2 separate regions of the Homo sapiens genome follow, and region 2 is linked to region 1. A link is a contact called in ENCODE Hi-C data. All regions are on one chromosome and are shown on one strand. The core of a region is the stretch at or near the end of the contact, and the rest is flanking DNA. Distances in the headings are between cores, read along the strand shown.

Region 1 (6,769 bases), core at 2,063-4,562:
TTTTGTACTTTTTTTTTTTAGTAGATACGGGGTTTCACCATGCTGGTCAGGCTGGTCTCGAACTCCTGACGTCGTGATCCGCCCACCTCAGCCTCCCAAAGTGCTGGGATTACAGGCGTGAGCCACCGCACCCGGCCACCAATTGCTATTCATAATGGAATCACCCGTGAAGTGTTCTCATGGAAAAGTTTCACAAGGATTTATAACAGATCATAAATATCATAAAAATTTCTTAAAAATCAGCACCGATGAGGCCCCCTAACCACCACCTACCTGCCTACTCTACTTTCACAACCATTTCAACAGCAGCTTACTATGTATAATAATACAGATCGGCAATCTACTTGTTTCAGATAAAACGGACAAATGCTTCAGTAGGAAACTAAAGTTTGCCTCGTGCCTCCCAGGCCCCAAATCTCTACTCATTCATTGTGTGAAGATGACACTCAAACCACTATCTGCCTCAGATTCCAAACTTCCTGATGGAAACAAATCAAATCTTTCTCTGCCAGGACTTTGTTAAGATAAAAAGCATCCAATAAACAGAACCTAGAAGGCTGGGCATGGTGGCTCACGCCTGTAATCCCACAACTCTGGGAGACCGAGGCCGGTGGATCACCTGAGGTTCGGAGTTCGAGACCAGCCTGACCAACATGGAGAAGCCCCATCTCTAGTAAAAATGCAAAATTAGCTAGGTGTAGTGGAGCATGCCTGTAATTCCAGCTACTCGGGAGGCTGAGGCAGGAGAATCGCTTGAACTCGGGAGGTGGAGGTTGCGGTGAGCCGAGATCGCGCCATTGCACTCCAGCCTGGGCAACAAGAGCTAAACTCTAACTCAAAAAAAAAAAAAAAAAAAAAACCCTACAAAATCCTAGTTCCTGTAAAGGTTTAATAAAAGCAAGATTCAAATATTAAGGTCACAATTTCCTGGGCCATAAATGCTAATACTAAATGTTAACACTTACACATCTTTCAAAACTGCACAAGGTGAATTAACTTGCTGACAAAATGTAGCAGGATGACAAGTCCAAGAGGTATAAATAAGGGAAGGGATCACTCCTCTGGGGCCATGAAAGGTAATCAAAAGAAACCGAGAAAGGGTGACAGCAGTCCCTAAGAGAAGAGGCCCCAGCCCAAAGAAAACGACTAAAGGCTTTTCCAAGAATAGAAGACTTCTAACCCCCACATCTTGCTAAAGCCTAAAGGGTAATCTACTGTCTACCCAAAGGAAAGGGACTTACAGAAGGCTTCTTCCCCATCACTGACTCTACCTGTCCCCTACCTGGAGGCCTTAACCAGGGAGCACCGTCTGTATCTGTGTGATCAAAATATTAGCAGCTGTCCTTTGTCAACGTGGTATTTAACATGAAAATTTAGGAAAAAATAACAGACTTAGATTCCTCATGCTCAGGAATATGGGCCTTCAAGACCCTGAAAATACTAGAAGGAGCCAAAGGAATTTTTGCCTAGAGGCACCAAACAAGTTCAATCAGAAAAACCACAAACAATTAGGCACCTCTCAGCTCCAGGAAGACTCGGCTAAGCTCCAGGAAGATAGGGAGAGTGATAAATAGCGCCCAGTGGCGGCAAGGCCAAGCCTGGCAGTCATTGCTAGCCTCCAATCTGAACTAAAGAATATTCCAGACAACACTGGGGCCTGCAGACTCCATTCACAAATCCCAGGGACCAAGAGCCACCCACATAAGCAAGGGGCCCCAGCACCACGGAACAGGGAGAGGAGCACCTGCCAATGTCCTGCGGCCTCCTCCTGCTTTCCAGCTGTGAATGAGGCCCTGGTTCCCACACTTCATTCACAGTCTGGGCGGCTACTGTAACTACATCCCACGAGACCACACACAAAGCATCACGCACAAGGGACAGTGGCAGCACTCTGAGCAATCCATGGAGATTCCCATCCACAAATACCTGAGGAAAAGAGAGCTTAAAGTCCTAAATTTGAATCCTAACTTCGGATGGCACCTCGCGATTCCATGTGGACCACAAATATGCCATCACACCACTCATTTTAAAGAGAGCAAAATCTTGAAAAAGATTCAGCAGCAGTGAATTACCGGAGTCCAGAAAAAGAAACCACTGAAACCGACGCTTCGTTGCTGATCCATGTCACCTAAGCAGCAACTGGCAAACAATGTTGGAAATGTGGAGAAGAGATCCCTCATTCTCCTCAAATTTGGCCACTGAACTGGGGGAGGAGCATGCAGACCGCCGTACACCCCAAATAATTCATCCAGGCGGTGAATTAACTGGGGCAGAACCTCATGAGTAACCTCGAGAATCTCAATCGTTCAACTACTTGAGAAAATAAAGGTAGAAATGGGTTTTAAGCATCCACGTTTCGGGGCCCAGGCTTGCACCCAAGTAGATTGCCGGTCTAGAGAAGGCAAATACTAACAATCTGGAAAAACATTCAACAATGAAAACAAACTAACTAAAGAAAAAGCTGAAACCCTCTCAAGTTTTGACCCTGATCTGAGAGAGGCCTGGCTGACCAGAGATTTGGAAACCCGACGAACCCACAAAGGCTTCCTCAGCAATCCGCGTGGGAAGGGGCTTCCAAGGAGGGGGTCCGCCTCTCCGCGACCTGTGAGGACAAAGGAGGCGACTTTTCCCGCCTCGGGAACCTGGGACTCTCCTGGAATCGGGGGCGGGACCGGGACAAAGAGGAGGAGGGGGTAGGGAAGGAGTGAGGAAGGGGGGTCGCCCCGCCGCGGAACTCGGGACCCGAGGGGGTGTGTGCTCCAAGCACGTGCGCGCGTCCCCAGGACCCCCGCAACAGACAAAAGCCCAGCCGCGGGGAGGCGGCAGCCGGGGGCCCGGTGCGCGCGCACCCCCCCGCGCGTGGCGCCGCCGCCGGCCGAGGGGCCGCGTGCGGGGGGGAGCGGCTGCGCGCGCACCGAGTCCTCGCCGCCGCCGCAGCCGCCATTTTGTTTCCTCCGCACAATGGAAGAGAGTTAACGGCCGAGCGCGGGAGCGAGGCCGGCAAGGGAGGAACGGGCCAGGCGCCGGGATGAGGGAACCGGGCGGAGGCGGCGAGCGTGGGATCCCTCCAGCCTTGTCACCGCGAACCCTCAGTGGGGATCTCACTGAGGGCGGGCGGGGGGAGGGGCAGAGGCGGGAGCGGGCCCGGCCGCCGCCACATTGACGCTTACCTTGTCGGCGTCCCCTTCTTCGACCGCAGCCGCCGCCGCCGCCCTCCTGCCACAGCCCGCCGGGGTCTGCCCCCAAAAGCCACGCGGTGCGCGCCGGGCTGCTGGGTCCAACTGCAATGGCGAGAAGAGGAGGAGGAGGAGTCCGGACCGGGGGCGAGCGGGCGGGCGGGCAGGCGCGCGCCGGGGAGGTGCGGGAACACGTGACCGGCTGAAGCCCCGCCCCCTTTGACGCCGCGTTGCGCCTCGACGCAGGCCCAACCCAAATGGGAGGGAGGGGCGAAAAGAGATAAGGGGGGGGCTGAGGGGGTGGGCGTGAGTTGCACGTGGTGCAAGCGGGAGTGTTTGCGTGCGTAGTCACGTGACTTCGGCACCTTTCCCTCCGCTTTCGATAGGTTGCTCCATCATGTGACAATGGCGAATTTCGCGGTTTCCTTCGCCATCTGACAACTTTTGGCGCCTTCCCTTTGCCGTACTGGGAGTCCTCCATCACGTGACGAGGGCACGCTCTGGTTTTCGCTAAGGCGTTTTTTGAGCGGCCATTACCACGTGATGCAAGGCAAGCGTCAGAGGCGGAGCCTCCCTACGGCTGCGACATTTTGCGCCTGCGCGGCCGCCATCTTACGCCCGTCGCCCTGAGTACGTTAGCGGAAATGGCTCCGAGAGGCTTTGACGCATGTGTACCTTTTTAGTGGCGGTATCTCGGCCGGGGATTTTCGGGCTCCAGTGGAGGTGGCTATGCTCACCCCATCTCCCTTGAGAGGCACAGAAGGTTAGAGATGTGTGCGAGGAACGGCCAGGTCCAGCGTCTCCTCGTTGCTGCCCCTTGAGCCCGGGACCGGCGCCAATGCGCGCCCGGGTTCTTGGGTTCTTTCGTCCCGCAGACCTGCCTTGGTGTGGCGTCCCTGGGCCGTAGCTTCCGAAGGCTGCAGCCGACCTGGTCGGGGTCCTCTAGCCCGCCTTCCCCTTCCCCCATTGACAGATGGAGAAACTGAGGCCCAGGCCAAAAAATATCTCACTAGAGGGCTCACCGCCATTTCCTGGAAAAATTGGGGCTGGGACTCAACGGACGCTCGTCCAGCAGCAGCGCGGAGCTCCGAAGTAAAGGCGCCCGTGACCGAGTGCTTTGTCCTTACAAGCGTGGTGTTCTTGAATGCTTCCAGGCGCCTTATGAGGCCCCCGATGTACAATCTGTGCTTAACTAAACCCCACTGTCTTCCAGGGTCAGGTTGGCCATCCGCAGGCGTAGTTGCTAGGAAGGTTTGACAGATGTCCGCCTGTTGATTCAGACGTTCCCAGGATTTGGAGCAAGAAGAGCAAGGAAGGCCAGGCGCGGTGGCTCACGTTTGTAATCCCAGCACTTTGGGAGGCCGAGGCGGGCGGATCACGAGGTCAGGAGTTCGAGACCAGCCTGGCCAGCATGGTGAAACCCCGTCTCTACTAAAAATACAAAAGAAAATTAGCCGGGTGTGGTGGCACATGCCTGTAGTCCCACCTACTTGGGAGGCTGAGGCAGGAGAATTGTTTGACCTGGCAGGCGGAGGTTGCAGTGAGCCGAGATTGCGCCACTGCACTCCAGTCTGGGCGACAGAGCGAGACTCTGTCTCAGAAAAAAAAAAGAGCAAGGAGGTGTTGAAAATGGGTTTCCTGGCTGGGCGTGGTGGCTCACGCTTGTAATCCCAGCACTTTGGGAAGCTGAGGTGGGCGGATCACTTGAGGTCAGGAGTTTGAGACCAGCCTGGCCAACATGGTGAAACACCGTCTCCACTAAAAATAGAAAAATTAACTGGGTGTGGTGGAGGGCGCCTGTAATCCCAGCTAATCAGGAAGCTGAGACAGGAGGATCGCTTGAACCCAGGAGGCGGAGGTTGCAGTGAGCCGAGATTGCTCCATTGCACTCCAGCCTGGGCGATAGAGTGAGACTCAGCCTCAAAAAAAAAAAAAAAAAAAAATTCGCCAGGTGTGGTGGTGTGCGCCTATAATCCCAGCTACTCAGGAGGCAGAGGCACAAGAATGGCTTGAATCACTTGAACCTGGGAGGCAGAGGTTACAATGAGCCGAGATGGCACCACTGCACTCCAGCCTGGGCGACAGAGCGAGACTCCGACTTCCCATCTTAAAAAAAAAAAAAAAAAAAAAAAAGAAGTGTAAAGATGTGATTATGTGGCAGGGGGTAAGGGTTAAAAAGAAAACAAGAACAAGTTTTCCTCTGCTTAGCCAGCTTACTTCAAGGACAGTTATAACACTGAAAAGTCGAGGCCAAAGGAATGGGCTCCAGACAGCCTCCTCCGGAGCAAAGTTGAAAAGAAAAATTCCTTTACTGTCTCTCCTTTTCTGAACCATTAAATATGACTGTTTGCCAATGGTTGTATTTAGTAAGATTTGTAGACTCTGTTTTTCTTTTGACACAGCTGCAAGGCCAACAGCTGTGCAAAGCCACAAGTTATGCTAAGTCAGCAGTTATGCTATAGATTACATGACCTGTGACTGTATCATTAACTGCTTTTGTTTTGCTTCTGTAAGTTTGCCTATAAAAACCACACTCAGTCTTTGTTCAATGGTCAGCTTTTCAGATACAAATCCACTGAGCCGGTGTACATCTAAATAAATCCTCCTGTTTCCCGTGTCAGTCTCTCTGGTCCTTTGTTTCCTGCAACAATTACAGAAATGAGTGCCTAGCCGGGCATGGTGGCTCACGCCTGTAATCCCCACACTTTGGGAGGCCGAGGCTGGAGGATCCCTTAAGCCCAGGAGTTTGAGGCCAGCTTGAGCAACATGGCAAAACCCAGTCTCTACAAAAATTAGCTGAGCGTGATGGCCTGTGTCCATAGTTCCATCTACTTGGGAGGAGTAGGTGGGAGGATCACTTGAGCTGTGGAGGTCCAGGCTGCAGTGAGCCGTGATGGAGTCACTGCACTTTTCAGCCTGGATGGCACAGCTAGACCGTCTCAAAAAAGAAATGAGTGCATGCTGTACCCTCTGCTTTTCTATTTTATTTACATTTTACTGTGGATTTTTAATAGGTAGCATAGTCACATGATACGTCAAATGTGCCAAAGACGCCGGGCGCGGTGGCTCACGCCTGTAATTCCAGCACTTTGGGAGGCTGAAGTGGGCGGATCACGAGGTCAGGAGATCAAGACCATCCTGGCTAACACAGTGAAACCCCGTCTCTACTAAAAATACAAAAAAAAATTAGCCGGGCGTGGTGGTGGGCATCTGTAGTCTCAGCGACTCGGGAGGCTGAGGCAGGAGGATGGCATGAACTCGGGAGGCAGAGGTTGCAGTGAGCTGAGATCGTGCCATTGCACTCCAGTCTGGGCGACAGAGTGAGACTCCATCTCAAAAAAAAAAAAAAGTGCCAAAGACATGAGAGCACAAAGTCTTCCTCAGACATCCAGTTCCCTCCCTCTTAGAAGCCATTGTACAGTTTTGTTTTTTGTTTTTTGTTTTTGAAACGGAGTCTTGCTCTGTCTCCCAGGCTGGAGTGCAGTGGCACGATCTTGGCTCACTGCAAGCTCCGCCTCCTGGGTTCACGCCATTCTCCTGCCTCAGCCTCCCGAGTAGCTGAGACTACAGGCGCCCACCACCACGCCCGGCTA
Region 2 (6,769 bases), core at 2,903-5,402, 690 kb before region 1:
TTTTGTTTTGTTTTGTTTGTTTTTGAGACAGGGTCTTGCTCTGTCGCCCAGGCTGCAGTGCAGTGGTGCAATCTTGGCTCACTGCAACCTCTCCTTCCCGGGTTCAAGCAATCCTCATGCCTCAGCCTCCTGAGTAGCTGGGATTACAGGGGGACAGCCCCCACACCTGGCTAATTTTTGTATTTTTAGTAGAGACGGGGTTTTGCCCATGTTGCCCAGGCTGTCCTTGAACTCCTGGCCTCAAGTGATCCACTCACCTCAGCCTCCCAAAGTGCTGGGACTATAGGCATGAGCCACTGCGCCCAGCCACTCAAAGACTTTTTATTCACCCTCTGTGGGTCCAATGTCAGCTTCAGGCGTCTGGGCTGTGGCCACTGAGGAAAGAGATCCTGCTCTGGGGACTTCCAGTCTGAGTATCAGAGGAGAAGAGGCTCGGGAGGTTTTGCGGGGGGATAGAGGAGGTGGGGATGGAGCCTTTCCTTCAGAGCTGCCAGTTTCAGAGTAGAAGAGCTGGAGTTCTGCTTTGGGTCCCTCAGTCTGGGTTCAAGGAAAGAGGGGGAGGCAGGTTTTTTGATCCAGTGCTGTCCCCACCCCCACCCCTGTGCTGTTGAGGATGCAGAAAGACCCTCCCTAGGGCCCCTCTGGCCTCCCAGGCATGGCTCACCTTCTCCTCTGCTCTCCCTGCCAGCTTTACCTGCTGTTCCTGAGCCTTACGCTGGCCACTGTCAACGCCCGCTGGCTGGAACCCCGCACCACAGCTGCCATGTGGGCCCTGCAAACCGTGGAGAAGGAGCGAGGCCTGGGTGGGGAGGTACCAGGCAGCCACCAGGGTCCCGATCCCTACCGCCAGCTGCGAGAGAAGGACCCCAAGTACAGTGCTCTCCGCCAGAATTTCTTCCGCTACCATGGGCTGTCCTCTCTTTGCAATCTGGGCTGCGTCCTGAGCAATGGGCTCTGTCTCGCTGGCCTTGCCCTGGAAATAAGGAGCCTCTAGCATGGGCCCTGCATGCTAATAAATGCTTCTTCAGAAATGGCTGCTGTCTTTTTTTTTTCCCCCATGAGAAGCAGGGGGAGGGGCAGGCAAGGGTAGAGCCAAGAGCCTCAGTTTCCCCATTCATGAAGCATGATGGTTTGGAGTGTCAGCCATTTTATCCTGTAAGCCTCTCCTATAATGATGCCCATTTATTGAGCACCTGCTGTATACCAGACATGTTGTTAACCACTGACATATCATGTATTATTTGTTTTGTTTTGTTTTGTTTTGTTCTGTTTTGAGACGGAGTTTCACTCTTGTTGTCCAGGCTGGAGTGCAGTGGTGCGATCTCAGCTCCCTACAACCTCTGCCTCTGGGTTCAAGCGATTCTCCTGCCTCAGCCTCCTGAGTAGATGGGATTACAGGCATCCGCCACCATGCCTGGCTAATTTTTTGTATTTTTACTAGAGACAGGGTTTCTCCATGTTGGTCAGGCTGGTCTTGAACTCCCGACCTCAGGTGATCCACCCGCCTTGGCCTCTCAAAGTGCTAGGATTACAGGCATGAGCCACCATGCCTGGCTGTTTTGTCTTTTTTTTTTTTTTTTTTTTTGAGACAGAGTCTTGCTCTGTTGCCCAGGCTGGAGTGCAATGGCATGACCTTGGCTCACTGCAATCTCCGCCTCCCGGGTTCAAGCGATTATTCTGCCTCAGCTTCCTGAGTAGCTGGGATTACAGACACCTGCCACCACGCCCATCTAATTTTTGTTATTTTTAGTAGAGACGGAGTTTCACTGTGCTGGCCAGGCTGGCCTTGAATTCCCGACCTGAGGCCATCTGCTCGCTTCGGCCTCCCAAAGTGCTGGGATTACAGGCGTGAGCCACCACGCCCAGCCTGTTTTGTCTTGTTTTTGACAGGGTCTTGCTCTGTCACCCAAGCTGGAGTGAAGTGGCGTGATGATAGCTCATTGCAGCCTCCAACTCCTGGACTCAAGCAATCCTCCCACCTCAGCCTCCAAAGTAGCTCGGACTACGGGCGCCAGCCACCAGGCCCAGATGGTTCTGATCCTAGAGGACAATCATATTTCCCACCCTACTGACATTGGGGGTGGCCATGTGACTTGCTTTGGCCAATGAAATGTGAGCAGAGGTGGCATGTGTCCCTTCCAAGGAGAAGTATTACAAAACAGTACATAATTTGCTGCATTTTCACTTCACAAAACAACCATCATGGGAACCAAACCTTAGCTGTTGGGGCCGTGAAGTCTTTGGGAGTGCTTGTTACTAAGCATAACCCAGCCCTTCCTAACTAATGCACTTCATCCTCATTCATCCACGTGGCAGCTCTTGAGGCAGCTACTTTTGTTCCCACGAGGCAGTGGGGGCTCAGAGAAGTTCAGCAAATTGAGTAAGGTGGAATTGCTGGGATTCCAACACCAGCAAAACCTGGGTATTTCACAAAGGGATCCAACCCACTTTAACTTTCTTTATTTAGAGATAAAGTCTTGCCCTGTCACCTAGGCTGGAGTGCAGTGGCACAGTCATAACCTACTGAAGCCTCTCTCTCTCCCAGGCTCAAGCAATCCCCCTGCCTCAGCCTCCGGAGTAGCTAAGACTACATGTATGTGCCCCCATGGTCAGCTAATTTTTTTTTCTTTTTTCTTTTTTTCTTTTTCTTTTTTTTTTTTTTTTTTTTTTTGTGGCCAGCTAATTTTCAAAAAAATTTTTTGTAGAGTTGGGATCTCTATGTTGCCTAGGCTGGCCTTGAACTCCTGAGCTCAAGGAATCCTCCTGCCTCAGCCTCCCAAAGGGCTGGGATTACAGGCATCAGACACTGTGCCCAGCCTCATTTATTTTTTAATTTTTTTTTTTTTTTTTTTGAGACAGAGTCTCACTCCATCGTCTAGGCTGGAGTGCAGTGGCGCGATCTCGGCTCACTGCAACCTCCACCTCCTGGGTTCAAGCGATTCTCCTGCCTCAGCCTCCCAAGTAGTTGGGATTACAGGTGTGCACCACCATGCTCGGCTAATTTTTGTATATTTATTTATTTATTTGAGACAGAGTTTCGCTCTTTTTGCCCAGGCTGGAGTGCAGTGGCGTGATCTCGGCTCACTGCAACCTCCGCCTTCCGGGTTCAAGCAATTCTCCTGCCTCAGCTTCCAGAGTAACTGGGATTACAGGCATGCGTCACCACGCCTGGCTAATTTTGTATTTTTTAGTAGAGACAGGGTTTCTTCACGTTGGCCAGGCTAGTCTCGAACTCCCGACCTCAGGTGATCTGCCCACCTCGGCCTCCCAAAGTGCTGAGATTACAGGTGTGAGCCACCGTGCCCAGCCCCTAATATTTGTATTTTTTTTTTTTTTTTTTTAGTAGAGATGAGGTTTCACCATGTTGGCCAGGCTGGTCTTAAATTCCTGACCTCAAGTGATCCGCCTGCCTTGGCCTCCCAAAGTACTGGGATTACAGGCATAAGCCACCGCGCCCAGCTCTCGTTTATTTTTATTTATTTGAAACAGGGTCTTGCTCTGTTGCCCAGGCTGGAGTGCTGTGGTGCAATCAAGGCTCACTGCAGCCTCGATGTCTCCAGCAATCCTCCTGCCTCAGCCTCCCAAGTAGCTGGGGTTACAGACGCACGCCACCACACCTGGCTAATTTTTGTTATTTTTAGTAGAGATGAGGTCTCCTTACGATGCCCAAGCTGGTCTCAAACTCCTGGCCTCAAGTGATTCTCCTGCCTCGGCCTCCCAAACTGCTGTAATTACAGGCCACCGCGCCTGGCCTAGCCTACTTTAAGGCCGGCACTGCACTTGACAAACACTAACTCAGATCAGAATCCTCCCACAACTCTGTGAGGTTGGGTACTCTCGCTATGAGCTACTTGACGGATGGGGAAACTGAGGCTCAAAGAGGTTAAGTAACGCGTCCAAAGCCACAAGACTAGAAAGTGGTGGAGCTGGGACTCGAACCAGGCCCAAGACTCTATGCTTTTAACAGCCGTGCGTATAGTAGAAGCTCTTTACAAGCAGCTGGGAAAATGAGATGTTGCTTGGCTAGGACGGGCTCTAGACGCTTGGTGCAGCTTCCAGCCCCTCCCACCCGCTCTCTGAAAGCCCCGCCCAAGACTCGGCCCCTCTTCGTCCTCCCCCATCCCCCGCTCCGGGAACGGCCCTTCCTCCGCCTTCTGGGCGGAGCCCGCGCGGGATCCGGGTGGCTGCAGGCTGCTGGCTTCTGCGGCTGCGGGGTCGGGGTCGCGGCCAGGGCCAAGCCGCAGCGAGTTCACAGGCGGAACCCCTGCAGGCGGCGCCCCCTACGCGAGGTCACCCCTGGGAAGGAGCGCAGCCCACCCGGCCCCTCCGCATCCGAGCAGGTCTGTGGGGTACGGGGGTTTGGGAGGAAGGTAGGGGGTCTGGGGAACAAAGGCGGGGCTGCGGGGAACGCCTCTGCCCTCGCCCCCACCCAGCTGGGCACTTGGGAAGCGCTGATGGGGCGCGGGCGGGGCAGAGAGCCCAGCTGGGGACAGGCGTTGGGACCATATGGTGATGGGGGAAACTCCTGAGTCCACCTGCATTGGCTGGGGCGCCCCAAATCTAGTGAAGGGGAACAGAGGCGAGCCCTCCGGGGCCAGGCTTGAGGGAGGGTCGGCAGATGGTTAGAAAGAGGCGGGACCGACTGACACAGGTGAGCTAAGGCTGGGGGAGGTGGGGGCCCCAGCCTTGCGGCCCTGCCCTGCGTGGGGAAAGGTTTCCTGCCTCTTCTCTTCCCCTCCTTAAACTCGTTCTCCTGGAACACGGGGTGGGGCCGGTTGGGTCCTGGTTTAAAATGGAAAAAAGCCCCAAAGGCAGTTGAGAAATAGCTGTGCCAGGGCTGTCTCTGCCTCTGCCCCGCCTGCATCCAGGCCTTCTGCAGCCTCTCCGTGCGGTTCCCGCAGCGGCCATAGACAGCTGGGGAAACTGAGGCCTGGGAGAGGTTATGAGGGTTGAGGGAGCACCTTGGACTCGGATGAAGCAGCATGTTGGAGTGTGGGCAGATTCAAGGAGCCTAGCCGTGGGACAGATTGCCTGGAAAGACCAAGGGTGGGCGGCAGTGGTCGTGGTGGTGGGGTTGTGTTAATTAAGTGGCTGGGATCGTTTCCTTGGGTATAAGGACTCTCACTCCTGCCTCCGTGGACTGGGGCTGGAGTGAGTCAGCCTTGGGCAGAAGGAGACAGGCCTGGCCCCTTTGACAAATAGAAAATAGCAGTACCCATTTAGGGGGTAGAACTGGACTCTAAACCTGGGCCCTGTACATAGAAAACCCCTTCCCCTTGGAACTCAGAGAAGGGGTTGTATTTGGCATGAGTTGGTGGGCGGCAGGCGCCCCAGTGGCTGACACCTGCCAAAGTCAACACCCAAGCCTTAATCAGGGGCTCTATCCAGCTTATCCAGCTGGCAGGTCCTCCCCCCACCCCACCCCAGCTTACACCTGGGCCACACCGGCTGCACACGCTGGGGCGAAGTCCACACCTGTGCCTTCTCCAGAATCTAGTTCTGCAGGGGCCAGAGCCCCTTACCCTCGGCCTTGCACTTGAACCCTTTGCTAGGCCTCTGGGTTTCCAGATAGGAAAGGTCTCCCCACCCTCCACCCCAATACAGACTCAGTTACGCCACAGGGTGTGAAGATTAAACAGCAGTCACATTTTTTGTGCCCCAGCTCTATACCAGGCACTGTCTAATGACCGTTACGTGTGTTAATACCTTCCCACTGGAAGGAACGTGACCACCCGAGGATGGACTTTTTCTTGTCCTATTCACAGCTGCATTTCCACAGAGAACAGGGCCCGGCAGAGAGTAAGCATTTGTTGAATGAATAAAGAAACACATTTTAGGTCGGGCGTGGTGGCTCATGCCTGTAATCCTAGCACATTGGAAGGCTGAGGCAGGAGGATTGCTTGAGCAGAGGAGTTTGAAACCAGCATGGGCAACATAATGAGACCCCATCTCTACAAAAAAATTTTTTTTAAATTAGCCTGATGTGGTGGCATGTCTGTAGTCCCAGCTACTTGGGAGGCTGAGGCAGGAGGATCACTCGAGCCCAGGAGGTCAAGACTGCAGTGAGCTATGATCACGCCACTGCGCTCCAGCCTCAGGCAACAGAGCGAGATCTTGTCTCTAAAAAAAAAAAAAAAGAAAGAAAGAAACTCATTTTAGGCTCACAACCAACTACTCTTTCAGGAAGGGACTGTGACAAACATCCCATTTTTTAGAAGAGGACACTGAGGTCTAGAGGGGGCAAGCGATGCATCCAGCATCACTTGGTCTCCGAGTGACCGAGCTGAGATTTGAATCCAGGCCTGGTGCATTCACAGGAGCTGTTCTTGATGTTTGATTCCCCTGCAGGACGCCCGTCTCCTCTCCCTGAGGATTTCAGGTCTCCCTGTCCCAGGAGGCTTGTGCCAAGATGGCATCAGCTGGAGACACCCAGGCAGGCCCACGGGATGCAGCAGATCAGAACTTCGACTATATGTTCAAACTGCTACTGATAGGCAACAGCAGTGTGGGCAAGACTTCCTTCCTGTTCCGATACGCGGACGACTCCTTCACTCCCGCCTTCGTCAGTACTGTGGGCATCGATTTCAAGGTCAAGACCGTCTACCGCCATGACAAGAGGATCAAGCTGCAGATCTGGGTAGGCTGGGAGGCTGGCTGTGGGTTGGGGGTGGGGTCCCTCCAGGAAAGTTCATTGGAGGGTTCTTTTTTTTTTTTTGAGACGGAGTCTCACTCTGTTGCCCAGGCTGGAGGGCAGTGGCGGGATCTCGGC

What was found. Hi-C counts contacts between places; a loop is a spot of excess contacts on that map. Pooled maps may share reads with other maps.
Region 2: a loop to region 1 is called in a pooled map, with 5 times the contacts of the local background. The contact joins the promoter of RAB3D here to the promoter of ILF3 in region 1. A Hi-C loop is called at or near these places in 5 of 50 pooled maps.

What each region holds. Positions count from the first base shown.
Region 1 is chr19:10,650,889-10,657,657 of GRCh38, reverse strand. ILF3 (interleukin enhancer binding factor 3) reads right to left here and starts at 3,312. Exons shown (of 20, transcript NM_017620.3): 1 at 3,171-3,312. ILF3-DT (ILF3 divergent transcript) reads left to right here and starts at 3,786. Exons shown (of 1, transcript NR_024333.1): 1 at 3,786-5,796. RefSeq lists silencers at 2,985-3,144, 3,225-3,464 and enhancers at 3,555-4,024, 4,265-4,434, 4,300-4,801, 4,802-5,304.
Region 2 is chr19:11,337,040-11,343,808 of GRCh38, reverse strand. It overlaps RAB3D (RAB3D, member RAS oncogene family), which reads left to right and starts at 4,152. Exons shown (of 5, transcript NM_004283.4): 1 at 4,152-4,340; 2 at 6,349-6,637. The coding sequence starts at 6,410. TMEM205 (transmembrane protein 205) reads left to right here. Exons shown (of 3, transcript NM_198536.3): 3 at 689-1,031. The coding sequence ends at 994. RefSeq lists a silencer at 4,110-4,369.